Regions from separate parts of the Homo sapiens genome. Here region 2 is linked to region 1. A link is an interaction called in ENCODE POLR2A ChIA-PET data of the cell type or tissue named here. Cell type or tissue: PC-9. All regions are shown on one strand. Each heading gives the region's core, and the rest is flanking DNA. Links, peaks and the distances in the headings are about the cores only.

The links. Peaks named below come from ENCODE experiments on the same cell type or tissue, not always from the same donor. Only the 100,000 strongest peaks of a DNase experiment are listed, where the experiment ranks them.
Region 2: POLR2A ChIA-PET joins it to region 1 with 11 read pairs; 13 of 35 experiments call an interaction of 5 or more read pairs at or near these places.

Annotation. Positions count from the first base shown.
Region 1 is chr3:48,190,898-48,197,297 of GRCh38, forward strand. It overlaps MIR4443 (microRNA 4443), which reads left to right and starts at 5,667; the gene lies at 5,667-5,719. RefSeq lists an enhancer at 5,328-5,857. In PC-9, for the core only: CTCF peaks have their summits at 3,696 (motif pointing right) and 3,898; a DNase peak (open chromatin) is centred at 3,734.
Region 2 is chr3:48,426,546-48,432,945 of GRCh38, forward strand. It overlaps PLXNB1 (plexin B1), which reads right to left and starts at 3,541. Exons shown (of 38, transcript NM_001130082.3): 1 at 3,463-3,541. It overlaps CCDC51 (coiled-coil domain containing 51), which reads right to left. Exons shown (of 4, transcript NM_001256964.2): 4 at 5,628-6,400. The coding sequence ends at 5,863. RefSeq lists silencers at 2,495-2,574, 2,655-3,254 and enhancers at 3,495-4,488, 5,842-6,400, 6,158-6,207. In PC-9, for the core only: no CTCF peak of the experiment used is centred there; a DNase peak (open chromatin) is centred at 3,636; H3K4me3 peaks cover 2,467 bases; H3K27ac peaks cover 1,069 bases.

The DNA.
Region 1 (6,400 bases), core at 898-5,897:
TTTCAACAATTGGAGGCATACTTCTTGGAGGAATTTGATGAGCTCAGTTTTGTGCTGGTGGACTGGCTGGGGGGTGTAGTCAGGAGGCAGATTTGGTGTTGATTAGCATGAAGATGGTAATGCCCATTGAGGATGTACAAAGGGTTTTTAGGACCCTGGATCTGGGGAGCACCAGCATTGAGGACTTGATGTAGTGAGACAGGACCGCAAAGCTGGGGCTGAGATAGAAACCACAAGGGAGTAGCCGAGTCCATAGTTCAGAGGTGCACCCAGGAGAGTCACTGAAGGTGGCCAGAATGAGGTCACAGGCAACTATGGAAATCATGTAGGAAGGCGAGGAGGTGGCCACAGAAGGCCATGGGAAGGGAAAAGTTGGCACAGAAGCTACAATACAGTTCAAGTGTGCCAAAATGCATGTACACAAATATTCATGGCCATGTTAATCATTTTAGCTCCAAACAGAAAGCAACCCTAATGCCCATCAACAATAAAATGGGTAAATAGAACAAAGTTATTTTATACAGTGATGAAAAGGACAGAAGCGCTACCCACAGTAGGAGTGAATCTCACATCAATGTCAAACATAAGAAGGAAGACACAAAAGAGAACATGCTGTTTAGGTCTGGCTCACACCTGTAATCCCAGCACTTTGGGAGGCTGAGGCAGGCGAATCACTTGAGGCCAGGAGTTCGAGACCAGCCTGGCCAACATAGTGAAACCTCATCTCTACTAAAAAAAAATATATATATATATACACACACACACATATATGTGTGTATATATACATAATATACATACATGTGTATATATACATAATATACATATATATGTGTACATACATATACATATATATGTATATATACATATACATATATATGTATATATACATATACATATATATGTATATATACATATATACACACATATGTAATATACATATATACACACATGTAATATACACAAACATATATATACACACATATATACATACACAAAAATTAGCCATGTATGGTGGTGCACAACTGTAATCCCAGCTACTATGGAGGCTGAGGCATGAGAATTGCTTGAACCCAGGAGGTGGAGGTTGCAGTGAACCGAGATTGAGCCACTGCACTCCAGCCTGGGTGACAGGGCGAGACTCCGTCTCAAAAAAAAAAAAAGTTAGTTATGGTACTAGTTACCTTTCAGAAAGATGGTGGTGACTGCAAGGGGCCATGAAGGGGATATTGGCAACTGGTCATATTCTGTTTCTTATTTATTTTTCACTTTTTGAGACAGAGTCTTGCTCTGTGGCCCAGGTTGGAGTGCAGTGACATGATCATGGCTCACTATAGCCTCGAACTTCTGGGTTCAAGTGATCCTCCCACCTCAGCTTCCTGAGTAGCCTGAACTACAGGCATGCACCCATAAACCTAGCTAATTAAAAATTTTATTTTTTATTTTGGCTGGGCATGGTGGCTCACGCCTGTAATCCCAGCACCTTGGGAAACCGAGGTGGGTGGATCATGAGGTCAGGAGTTCGAGACCAGTGTGGCCAACATGGCAAAACTCCGTCTCTACTAAAAATACAAAAAATTAGCCGGGTGTGGTGGCACACGCCTGTAATCCCAGCTACTTGGGAGACTGAGGCAGTAGAATCACTTGAACCCAGGAGGCGGAGGTTACAGTGAACTGAGATCATGCCATTGCACTCCAGCCTGGGCAACAGAGCAAGACTCTGTCTCAGAAAAAAATATATGTATAATTTTAGAGACGGGAGTCTAACTATGATGCCCAGGCTGGTCTCAAACTCTCGAGCTCAAGCGATCCTCCCGTCTTGGACTCCCAAAGTGTTAGCATTATATGCATGAGCCACTGCACCTGGCCACTTTCCATTTCTTGATCTGGGTGCTGGTTACCTGAGTGTGTTCACCTTGTGGAAATTCATTGAGCTACACACTCAAGATTTGTTAGCTGTTCTGTATGAATGGTGTATTTCAATGAAATGTTTATTATTAGTGATAAAAAGCCTTTCCTTGATGCCACTTTCCCCTCCAACTATATTCATTCCTTCCCTTCACAGTAAAACTCCTGGCCGGGCACAGTGACTCACACCTGTAATCCCGGCACTTTGGGAGGCCGAGGTCAGGAGTTCAAAACCAGCCTGGCCAACACGGTGAAACACCATCTTGGCCGGGCATGGTGGCTCACGCCTGTAATCCCAGCACTTTGGGAAACCGAGATGGGTGGATCATGAGGTCAGGAGTTCAAGACCAGCCTGGCTAACATAGTGAAACCCCATCTCTACTAAAAATACAAAAAATTAGTGGTGCGTGGTGGTGGGCACCTGTAATCCCAGCTACTTGGGAGGCTGAGGCAAGAGAATTGCTTGAACCTGGGAAGCGGTGGTTGAAGTGAGTGGAGATGGCACTACTGCACTCCAGCCTGGGTGACAGTGCGAGACTCCCTCTCAAAAAAAAAAAAAAAAAAGAAAAGAAAGCCCCATCTCTACTAAAAATACAAAAATTAGCCAGGCATGGTGGTGGGCGCCTGTAATCCCAGCTACTCAGGAGGCTGAGGCAGGAGAATTGCTTGAGCCGGGAGGCAGAGATTGCAGTGAGCAGAGATCAGGACACTGCACTCCAGCCTGAAAGACAGAGCAAGACTCCCTCTCAAAAAAAAAAAAAACCCAAAAAACAAAACACAGTAAAACTCCTCAAAAAAGTTGTCTCTAATTTCTCTCCTCACATTTTCTCTTGGACCCACTGTCATCAGACATTGATTTTCCCCACTCCATGGAAGTGGCTTTTTTTTTTTTTTGAGATGGAGTCTCACTCTGTCGCCCGGGCTGGAGTGTGGCAATCTTAATTCACTGCAACCTCCGCCTCCCACCTCCCAGGTTCAAGTGATTCTCCTGCCTCAGCCTCCCGAGTAGCTGGGATTACAGGTGTCCGCCACCACGCCTGGCTAATTTTGTATTTTTAGTAGAGATGGGGTTTCACTGGCTGGTCTCGAACTCCTGACCTCAAGTGATCTGCCCGCCTTGGCCTCCCAAGGTGCTGGGATTACAGGCATGAGCCACTGTGCCAGGGTGGAAACGGCTTTTGTCAAATTCTCCGGGAACCTTCATTTTGCTGAATACAGTGACCAATTTGCAGTCCTAGCTTTACTCCACCCAGCAGCCACCCATCATCCTCACTGCATGCTTGGCCACTCCTAGAAACATTCGCTTTGCTAGGTTTTCAGAGCACCACTCTCAGATTTTCCTCCTCTCTCCAGTTGCTCCTAAAAAAGTAAAAAAAAATGATGCCGTGGAGAGGTCATGATGGAGGGAAGCTATTGGCCTCTGAAGGTGGGAAGCAGGCATCCAGGCATAGCAGGAGAGGCCGGCCCTGGACTTCCTGCAGGAGCTGGGAGCTCCTTCGGGGCACTATGGTCCCTTGTTCCCAGCAGCAGCATAAAGCCTGGCTCATGGCGACAAGGAGAAATGTTTGTGGAGTGAATAAAGAATAAGACTTTGAATGTTATCCTGAAGGCAGTGGATTTAGAAAGAGTCTCTGAGAAGCCATCATTCCTCCCCTCCTTTTCCCCATGGAAGATAGACTGGATTATGGCTTGGGGTGGTGAGGTGGGTTCCTAGGGTTCTTTTCTCTTCCCAGAAGGTTGAGGAAGGACTTTTCATCCCACTCTTCCCATCGGAGGGCATTGATGTAGCACCCAGGAAGGCCACCGGAGGGCACTATATTCCCAGGAGACCATTATTTGGGAACGAATTGAGAGTTGCTGGTAGAAAAGAATAAAGCTTAGCACACGTGTGAGAAACCAAATACACCCCTCTTTCTGGGATGTTTCCAGAGCCTTCTGCAAGGTGGGACATGCTCAGGGCCAGGAGCCTTACACCTGTGTTGTTGGTCTCAGCTGGCCCTTTATCTTATGTTGCAGACTCTTTTTTTTTTTTTTTTTGAGACAGGATCTCACTCTGTCACCTGAGGCTGGAGTGCAGTGGTGCAATCTCTTGGCTCACTGAAGCCTCAACCTCCTGAGCTTAAGTGATCCACCCCCCTGTCCTTCCCAAAGTGCTGGGATTACAGGTGTGAGCCAGCCTGGCCTGTGGCAGCCTCTTGACGACTCTTGGTCTCAGTTGTACCCCTCTAGAAAATGGGAGTAATGGCCGGGCGCGGTGGCTCACGCCTGTAATCCCAGCACTTAGGGAGGCCGAGACAGGCGGATCACGAGGTCAGGAGATCGAGACCGTCCTGGCTAACACGGTGAAACCCCGTCTCTACTAAAAATACAAAAAAATGAGCTGGGCGTGGTGGCAGGTGCCTGTAGTCCCAGCTACTCGGGAGGCTGAAGCAGGAGAATGGCGTGAACCCGGGAGGCGGAGCTTGCAGTGAGCGGAGATCGCGCCACTGCACTCCAGCCTGGGCGACAGAGTGAGACTCCATCTCAGAAAAAAAAGAAAAGAAAAGAAAATGGGAGTAATGGCCCCTGGCAGGTCTCCCACACAGAGGCATCAGCAAGAGAAAACAGAGTAAGTAGTAGAGATAGTGGTTGAAATAAAATGTACCGGAGAAATTCCTGGGGTTGGCCAGGTGTGGTGGCTTATGCCTCTAATCCCAGCACTTTAGGAGGCTGAAGCAGGAGGATCACTTGAGCCTAGGAGTTCCGGACCAGCCTTCGTAACAGCGAGACTCCGTCTCAATATTTAAAAAAAAAAAAGAAAGAAATTCGAGGTGTTGCTAATCCTCACTGTCCCCCTCACCCCACCCCTGTGCTAATTGTGTTTCTGCATCTATGGTTAGTTCATTCCTCTTTACTGACACACACTACTGAGTGTATGACGCTACACACATGAACACTGCTTTTTTTTTTTTTTTTTTGAGACGGAGTCTCGCTCTGTCGCCCAGGCTGGAGTGCAGTGGCGCGATCTCGGCTCACCGTAAGCTCCGCCTCCCGGGTTCACGCCATTCTCCTGCCTCAGTCTCCCGAGTAGCTGGGACTACAGGCGCCCGCCACCACACCCGGCTAATTTTTTGTAATTTTAGTAGAGCCAGGGTTTCGCCGTGTTAGCCAGGATGGTCTCGATCTCCTGACCTCGTGATCCGCCCACCTCGGCCTCCCAAAGTGCTGGGATTATAGGCGTGAGCCACCGTGCTCGGCCCTGAACACTGCTTTGAGTGGTGTCCAACCTTAACGTTCTGTGGAAGGTGATTCCCCGGTAGATGGAGATGATGAGTTAGGTCAGAGCCAGTGGGCAGTGAACGGAGGCCACTGGGGTGGTAGGGAGCCATAATAGGTTCTGGAATCGGGTGAGGATTTCATTTCAAAGGGCTAAGTTTTCTTGTGAGGTTTCCTGGGGCCCTCCTTCTGGAAGGCAGAGTTCCTAGGCAGCATCTGAGCCCTCCTTACAGCTTATACCTGGGTGCTGTGCCCCTGCACAGAACAGACTCAGAGGAGAGGAAACACCCTGTGCTGGGGGCTGGGAGGGGGCTGGAGACCTGCGCAAGCTGGACCTGTGCTGTCTTTGCTCAGTCCCGGCCTTTCTCAATCCTTGGGCCTCTGGTAGGTGAATTGTTCCTGGATTCCTTCCTGTCCTGGTTGAGTTAGAGCCTCTTGCACCATCCTGCTGATGGCTGGTTGATATTAAGCAAAGTGCAGTATGGGGAAGGATAAAGGGATGGCATGGTGGGGGTTGGAGGCGTGGGTTTTAGAACCTATCCCTTTCTAGCCCTGAGCAATGCTTGCCCCAGAAGGAGTTGGGGCTAGGCCCATTCCAATCCTTCCAGCCTAAGATCCAGACTCCAAGGCATGCCCCAGGCCTCCTGGGATGTTTGTATGTTCTGTGAAAATGGGAACAGATTTGAAGAAATCAGGGTTAATCAGAGTGAAACAGGTTCCTTTTCTGTGGCATTACTCAGTGCCTTTAGCAAGTGGTGTATTGTGAGTCTTCAAGAAACAGCAGGAGGGAGGTTTCACATACTTCCTTGCATGAGGAACCCTTTTCACAGAGAATTTTGCAGACCACTGTTCCATAGAACACACTGTAAGAAGTTTCCATTTCATCCAATGCAGCCCCCGTGTTCATTTCACAGAGGAGGAAACAGGAATGCATAGATGGGAAGGATCTTGCCCCTTGTCTCAGGCTGGGTTGGTGGTCTCCTGAGTGCAGCCTGGGCCTCCCTCCCTTGTGTACACTCAGAGCCTCCGGGAGTGAGCAGCGAGGTAGGTGCTGCAGGGCTACTCCTCTTCCTCACCTTCATACCTTTCTGTCATCTTCAGGGGGATCAAGACCCCACTCATGTGAGCTCAGGCTTGGCCGTGGAAGACAGTGAGTACAGGAAGCAATGCTCTTTCCTGGGAAGACATCCCCACACATTACCAACACTTACCTCCCTACCTCGCAACTTTTTAAATTGAG
Region 2 (6,400 bases), core at 938-5,937, 240 kb after region 1:
CCTGAGGCTGCCCTGAAGTGAACAGGGCCGGGCACAAGGCTCAGGGGAGGGTCCAGCAGCCTGGTGGAAGCCGGGACACTGTGGCCACAGCCCGGTGGGAGCAGGGGGGCCGTGGTCACAGCCTGGCTGGGCACTGCTCCCGAAATAGCTTGGGGGTTTCCATTTTTAGTGTGCAGAAAACAGGGCAGCTCTATGGGAGCAGGAACAAGGCTGCCTCTGTTAGCCACCCAAGGGGGCGGGGGGAAGGGGGCAGCAGGGAAAGTCTCGAACCCGGCCAGGATCCCAGGACTGTGGCAAGACCAGGCTGCCCAAGAGCCCCCCACCTAGTTTCCAAGGGATGAGGAAAGAAAGTTTCTTCCCATGGGAAGACAGAGTCCACCTGAGGATGGGCAGAGGCCACCTCTTGCAAGGGGCTACTGTTCAATTCTCCTGCCACCGCATGCCAGGGATGGGCCTTGGGCACAGGGTCCCATAGTTAGACCAATACTCACTCCTACATGCTTACAAATATTTGCTCAGAGCCTACTGCGTGCCAAAGTTCTCCAGCCCTCAAGGGGCAGTAACAAAACCACTCCCCATATGTGAAATCAAAACTGCATTGATGCATGACAGAGCCTTGGGAGATGAAAAAATGGTTAAAAACAAAAACAAAAAAAAAACACTGGATGAGGAGACAACAGGAAGAAATGGGCGGGATCAGAACAGCTCCTGGCCAGGCCACTGAGGAGGTCGGCCGCTGACCCACTCCAGGGAAAGTGGTCAGGCTTCTGCCAGCAGTCTCCCTGTGAATCAGGACCTAGCACCCCTTGCCCCTCCACACATACCATGGGTGTCGGAAGGAGGACAGAAAGAAGAGCAGTGACTTTTTCTCCTCCATTTCAGGCACATGGATTTCACTTAATCTCTGCCACAGGCCACTGAGCAGCTCCCAGCCCCTCCAATCTAGCCTCCCAACTCCCAACTTCTCAGGACTTTCCTTGAGCAGAATTGAGTACACCCCTCCCCCAAGAGCCTCTGGGGCACCCCAGAGCGGGAGGGATAAAGGCCTACCCCTCCAGTCCACACCTCTCCCACCCGATCCATGCCAGTGCTCCCCCACACATGCCCTTCGTTCCTGCCAGCCTGAACTGCAGGCTGCTTGGCTCCTCCAACCGCTGCACAGGCTCTTGCCGCTGCCTGGAATGCCCACTCCCTCGCTATCCCATTAACTCCTACACCAACCATCCTCTCCCTGGGGAGCCTCCCCTGTCCTCCCAGGCTCCTGAGGAGGCCGCTGCATGCGGTGGACAGAATGGACACACCTAGCCACCACCCTGACAGGCACGGCCGCTCTGCCTCAGGCTTTCCGAGCCTCAGATTTCCTAGTTGTACAATGGGAGGCAGGATTGCTCTGACCAGTAAACATGAAACAGTGTGTGCCTGGCATTAGTGATGCCAACCAGGGTCACCTTTCTCCCTGTTCCACCCTCCTACTCTGGACTTGAAGCTCCTTGAAGGCAGGGAGTATGGCTTCTGATTCAGAGGCCCCAGCAACTTACACAGACTTCAGCACAGACCAGATGCTCCCTGTATGGTGAACGAACCCCCATTTCACACCCAAGAAAACCCAACAAGTAGGGGAGATAGGGGGCCCACAATCCCTCCAAGCCACTTGGTCTCTCAAAGGGAACACATTGGCCCCACTTTTATTAATGACCAGGCCAGGGCAGACTGAAAAGGCTGATCTAGAACCAGACCTCACATCCCCAACTTACACAGCCAGGATCTCCTGCCCATTCCCAATATCTGAGGCCCTGCTCAGACTCACAGCCAAAGCCTAACTCTGCCTGTGCCCAGTGCTCCCCCACACATGCCCTGGAGTCTCTTCTGGGGCCACCCTACTCTGAACCTTTTCAGGGGGCGCAAGACTGCCCAACTTCTGTCTGTAGAGCAAGCACCTCCCGGACCCCCGTGGAGCTGTCCTCGACAACAAAAGGGGCTCACAAACCCCGCCATTCCGCACCTGCAGAGGGGCCATAGGACAGCCCACATTTGCCTTGCCTGCCAGTTAGTGGGAAACCGGCCTTCCCGTTTCACCCTCCTGCTCAGCTCCCAGGGTTCACTACAGAGGTGAGTTATTCATTGACAGTGCAGTGGTGCCCGCTGCCCGCCCTGTTTTCTGTGTGTTGAGGAGGGGTGGGGAGATCCACCATTTACCAGGCACCTGCGATGACCCAAGGCGCTCATCGATCACCCACTTAATATGTCTGTGTGTGGAGAGGAGGGTCCCCCCCACCCGCCCGGGGGTCAGGAGGCTCGAGGTCCGCCTTTGTCAGTCCCACCGGGAGCAGCCAGAAAGGGCTGTTACTACTGAGGGGAAGCCCCGACCTCCCCACTCGGCTCGTCCTTGACCCTCCCCAACCCCCAGACCCCGAGGCGAGGACCCCATCACTGGCCCTGGGAGGGCGGGGAAGGGGCCGGCCGGTCCCCGGCGGCGACGGCGAGGAGGGGGCGCGGAGGAGCAGCTCCACCTCCTCAGTCTCCCAATCGCGTTCCAGGCGGAGTCGCCAGAGTTTCCCTTCGCGCGGAGAAGTGTGGTCCCAACTCTCAAAACCAAAGCCGCCCACCACTCACCCAGGCCGCCCCTGCCCGGCGGGATCGGGGCCCCGGCCCGTTCCACCTCGGGAGCCCCGTTCCTCGCCGCCCTGGCCCCGAGCCCCGCACTCACCACCCGGCCGGGCCCCGCGGGATGTGCGCGCCGAGGCGGGCGTCGGCCGCTCCGGGCTCGGGCTCCGCGCGCAGCGGCCTCTCCCCGGGTCTGGCGGAGCCGCAGCTGTTACCCGGAGACCGAGGGGCGGAAAACTGCGCCCGCTGCCCGCCCCTCCCGCGCGGCGCTGCCACCGCCGGGAACAAAGGAGACAAAGCCGCGTCGGCCGGGCTCGTCTCCGCTCCTTCCCCCTCGCCTGCCGGGCTGCCCTCCCCCCGCCCGCCGCCCGGGCCAGGCCGGAAGCAGCCCGGAGAGCCGGGCGCGCGGCCCCGAACCGCCCGGGACCCCGCATTCCAGCCCCGCGGGCTCCGCATCGGCCGAGGGCTGGGGACCCGACCCCTCCCGCACGGGGGAGGGCGGGGGCGGGCTGCACCGCGGCGGTCGCCATGGCAACGCGGGTCGCCCGGAGGGGTGAGGAGTGAACCCCGGGAGCCAGAGCCGCCCCGCCCCGTCGGCCTCACCTGCTCGCCTCCTTGGAACCGGAACTGGGAACTTTCCTGGTTGCCAGGAGCCGAGGCGGGGGGTCGCGCTCCGCACCCGCAGGTGCTGGTGGAACAGCGTCCCGGCCTCTTCCCGCCCGTCCAGAGCCGGGTAGCACCCGAGTCCCTCACCAGCCCGACCCGTTCTTCTGCCAGCGCCCGGCCTCGCCCCGCGCCCGGAGCTCCCTTTCCCTTCCTTACCCGGCTCCGGTGGTCATCCTCCCCAACTTTCTTTACCTGAACTCCAAGGCGCCTTGTTTCTCCCCTGCGCACCTGGCCCTGCCCACCGCCCCTGCTCACCGCCCCTGCTCCCACTACTCCCCAACAGCCAATCCCTCCTTCCGGCCCCCACCTCTGGCTGTTTGAGAAGAGCATGGGCTTTGGACCTGGGCTTGCGCCATCAACTAAACCATGTAACCTGACACCAACCCCCCCCAGCCTATTTGCTCACCAGTAAGTGGGGGTGATCCCACCTCTAGCGGGGCTGTGAAGGCAGGGAACCTGGGCTGCAGAGGCGCACAAGCAAGGGCTCACTTCCTTCCTTTCTTCCCAGCCCAGGACCCAGACCTGGACCCACCCCAAGCTGAGAAGCGTTGGGCAAGTCTGGGCTCCCTCACTGGCAAACACCTGGGCCTTCTGCGGGAGGAAACGCTGGCAGAAAGGTTCTCTCCTGGGGACCATTTGTACCCTGTGCAGGGCCCTTCACACCCTGGCATGCCCACGGCTAACTCAGGACCAGAACCTGGCCCATCCTATTAGGACTTTTGGAGGACTTTGGCTCAAAGCCATTGGCACAGCTTCCTGGGAGGCAAAAACGTCACAGGCATCATCTGAAAGCCTCCAAGGCCTCCACAGGCTAGGGGAGCCTCAATCAGGAGGTTCAGGTCATCCACACTGGCTACTGCCCTAGAGCTAGAGACACCCTCTTCCCACCTCCCACCAGCTATCAAGGGTCTCCTGTCAGGTCACCCCTTTTCCTCCACTCCCACTTCCAGCACCTGAGTCCAGGTGCTTAGCACCTTGTCTGCACCAGCATAGCAATCCCTCCCTGGATCCCTCACCCTTAGCCTCTGACCTCAGACTGCCAACCTGGCACCCCGGGCCTGTGACATCATTCTGCACAACTCCCCCACACCCATCACCACCCCAGCCAGGACAGTCTGCCCCAGTCCCTCACCCACTTTGGCTTTCCTGCCTATGTAGCTTGTAGCAGCCCCCTCCACATGCACAGAATCCCTCCCTCCCCAAATCCATTCATCCAAGCACACACTTCAGGACCTATCTCACCCCAGAGGAAACTGGGACTTCCAAACCCCACAACCCCTTTCATCTGTACACAGATACGCTACCTCCTGCCCTACAAGGAATGTGAACACTCTAAGCACAGGGGTCTTTCCATCCCATGCCATTCTGGGGAGCCATTACTCGCCAAGGATAGATTGACTGAGGGACCAGGTGCTGAGAACCTGGGGTGGGGGGCATTTGGGCCATGCTCACTGCCCAAGACTGAACACAGGCTCCAAGAAGAAAGTATGCCTTATGGGAAACACTCCTGACTCCACAGGCTCTGAGAGCTCTGCACAGGCACCAGTGAACGAGTCCCCACCTGCGGCCCCCCTGCATATAGCTACCCTGCGCTCTCAAAGGGGAGTGGGTTCTCTGGAATGTGCCTGACTTCCAATACTCCAACACCAGGACTGAATACCAGCCCAAAGCTCCTGTTTACTCAGGGCACACAAGGCCACCCATGGCCATTTAGTCAAGGTCAAGGGTCACTGTTCCCCTCTGAAAAGAGATCATACATATGCCCCACTGCACCTCCCACCTGTGGGAGACCCCCCCCTCCCTATCACTGCCTCTCCATGCACACTCCCGGTGTCCTGAGCTCTGCCTATGCCTGTGGAAGATATCCCCGGGCTGTGTGGGGGTGTGCACCCAGCCCCCGTGGCACACCACTGCTGCCCAAAGCAATCTCTGTACCAGGGATCCAGACTGGCCACCAATCCCTATACTTATGTCCCCAGCAACATTTATCAACCATTCTCCCAATCTCCCTTCCCTGCTCTCCTCTGATCACTCCTCCAGTACTAGAACCAGGAAGTTCTCCCCCACATGGTAGAGAAAGTGATCCAGGAGATGGGAAGCAACCATGGTCACGAAATGAGTAGGCAGCAGGCTAGGTTCCACTCACTGGAACTCCCAGGCCATCTGACACCGGACAGTCAGGTAACTGGAGGAAATCCAAAATGAAAATCTAGGCCTCAGGAGTGCATCCATAACAGTTCAGAAAAGAGGACAGAGAGGAGATGAGAGAGGAACTAAAGGGGGTGACTACCCCAACTCCAGGCCCAACCTTCAAGTCTTGGATCTTGATTCTTAATGAAAAAAACTCAGTCTGATTGTTTTAAATAATAAAACTCAGGATATTTTAATTGGACATTAGCACAAAGTTTTGATAATTAATGTAAATGAACCTTGTCTACAAAGCGAAGCATGCCTGCTGGTGAGCCACACAGATACTGCTCCTTCAGATTGAGGTTGTACATGCCCCCAAAGGCTCGCTTCATTGCTACGATTCTCTACTTAAATCCACATTCACAGCTATTGCCTCAGACCCTCTGGAGGAGGGGCCAGGGGTTAGCTGGCTTTGAATAGCATGTAGAGCACAGGCAGTGTGGCCACAAATGTCACACAGGTGACCAGGGTGCTATAGATGGTGTTCCTGTTGACTTGGGCTTCTAGTCTCTGCTCCGTGTCTGACAGTGCCAAGATCATGCTCCCCTGCTCCAGCAAGAAGCTGGGCATAGCCCCGTCTGCTGGTTCCACCAGGCCTGGGTGTGCTGCAGACTTTACAAGCTGAACCACCCCAGCCATTTGGCTACAAGTCTTTTCTAGGCCATCAAGCTGCTCTCGTAAGCCTTCTAGACATGAATGGACTTGCCTGGAATGACTAAGCTGCTCTTTCAAGGCAGCTGAAAGGACATCTACATCTCTGTCTCTGGTCGGGGGACTACCTGCCTGTGACCCAGAGTCCTGCCCTGGCCCAGCAGCATGTACCAGGCCCCTCAGGTCCACCATGAGATTGTGGAGGTCCCTCTGCTGGCGGGAGTAGCTAGACGCCTGTTCTCGAATGGCCTCTTGGAGACTCACAGGCCCCTTCTGCGCCTCCAGGAGT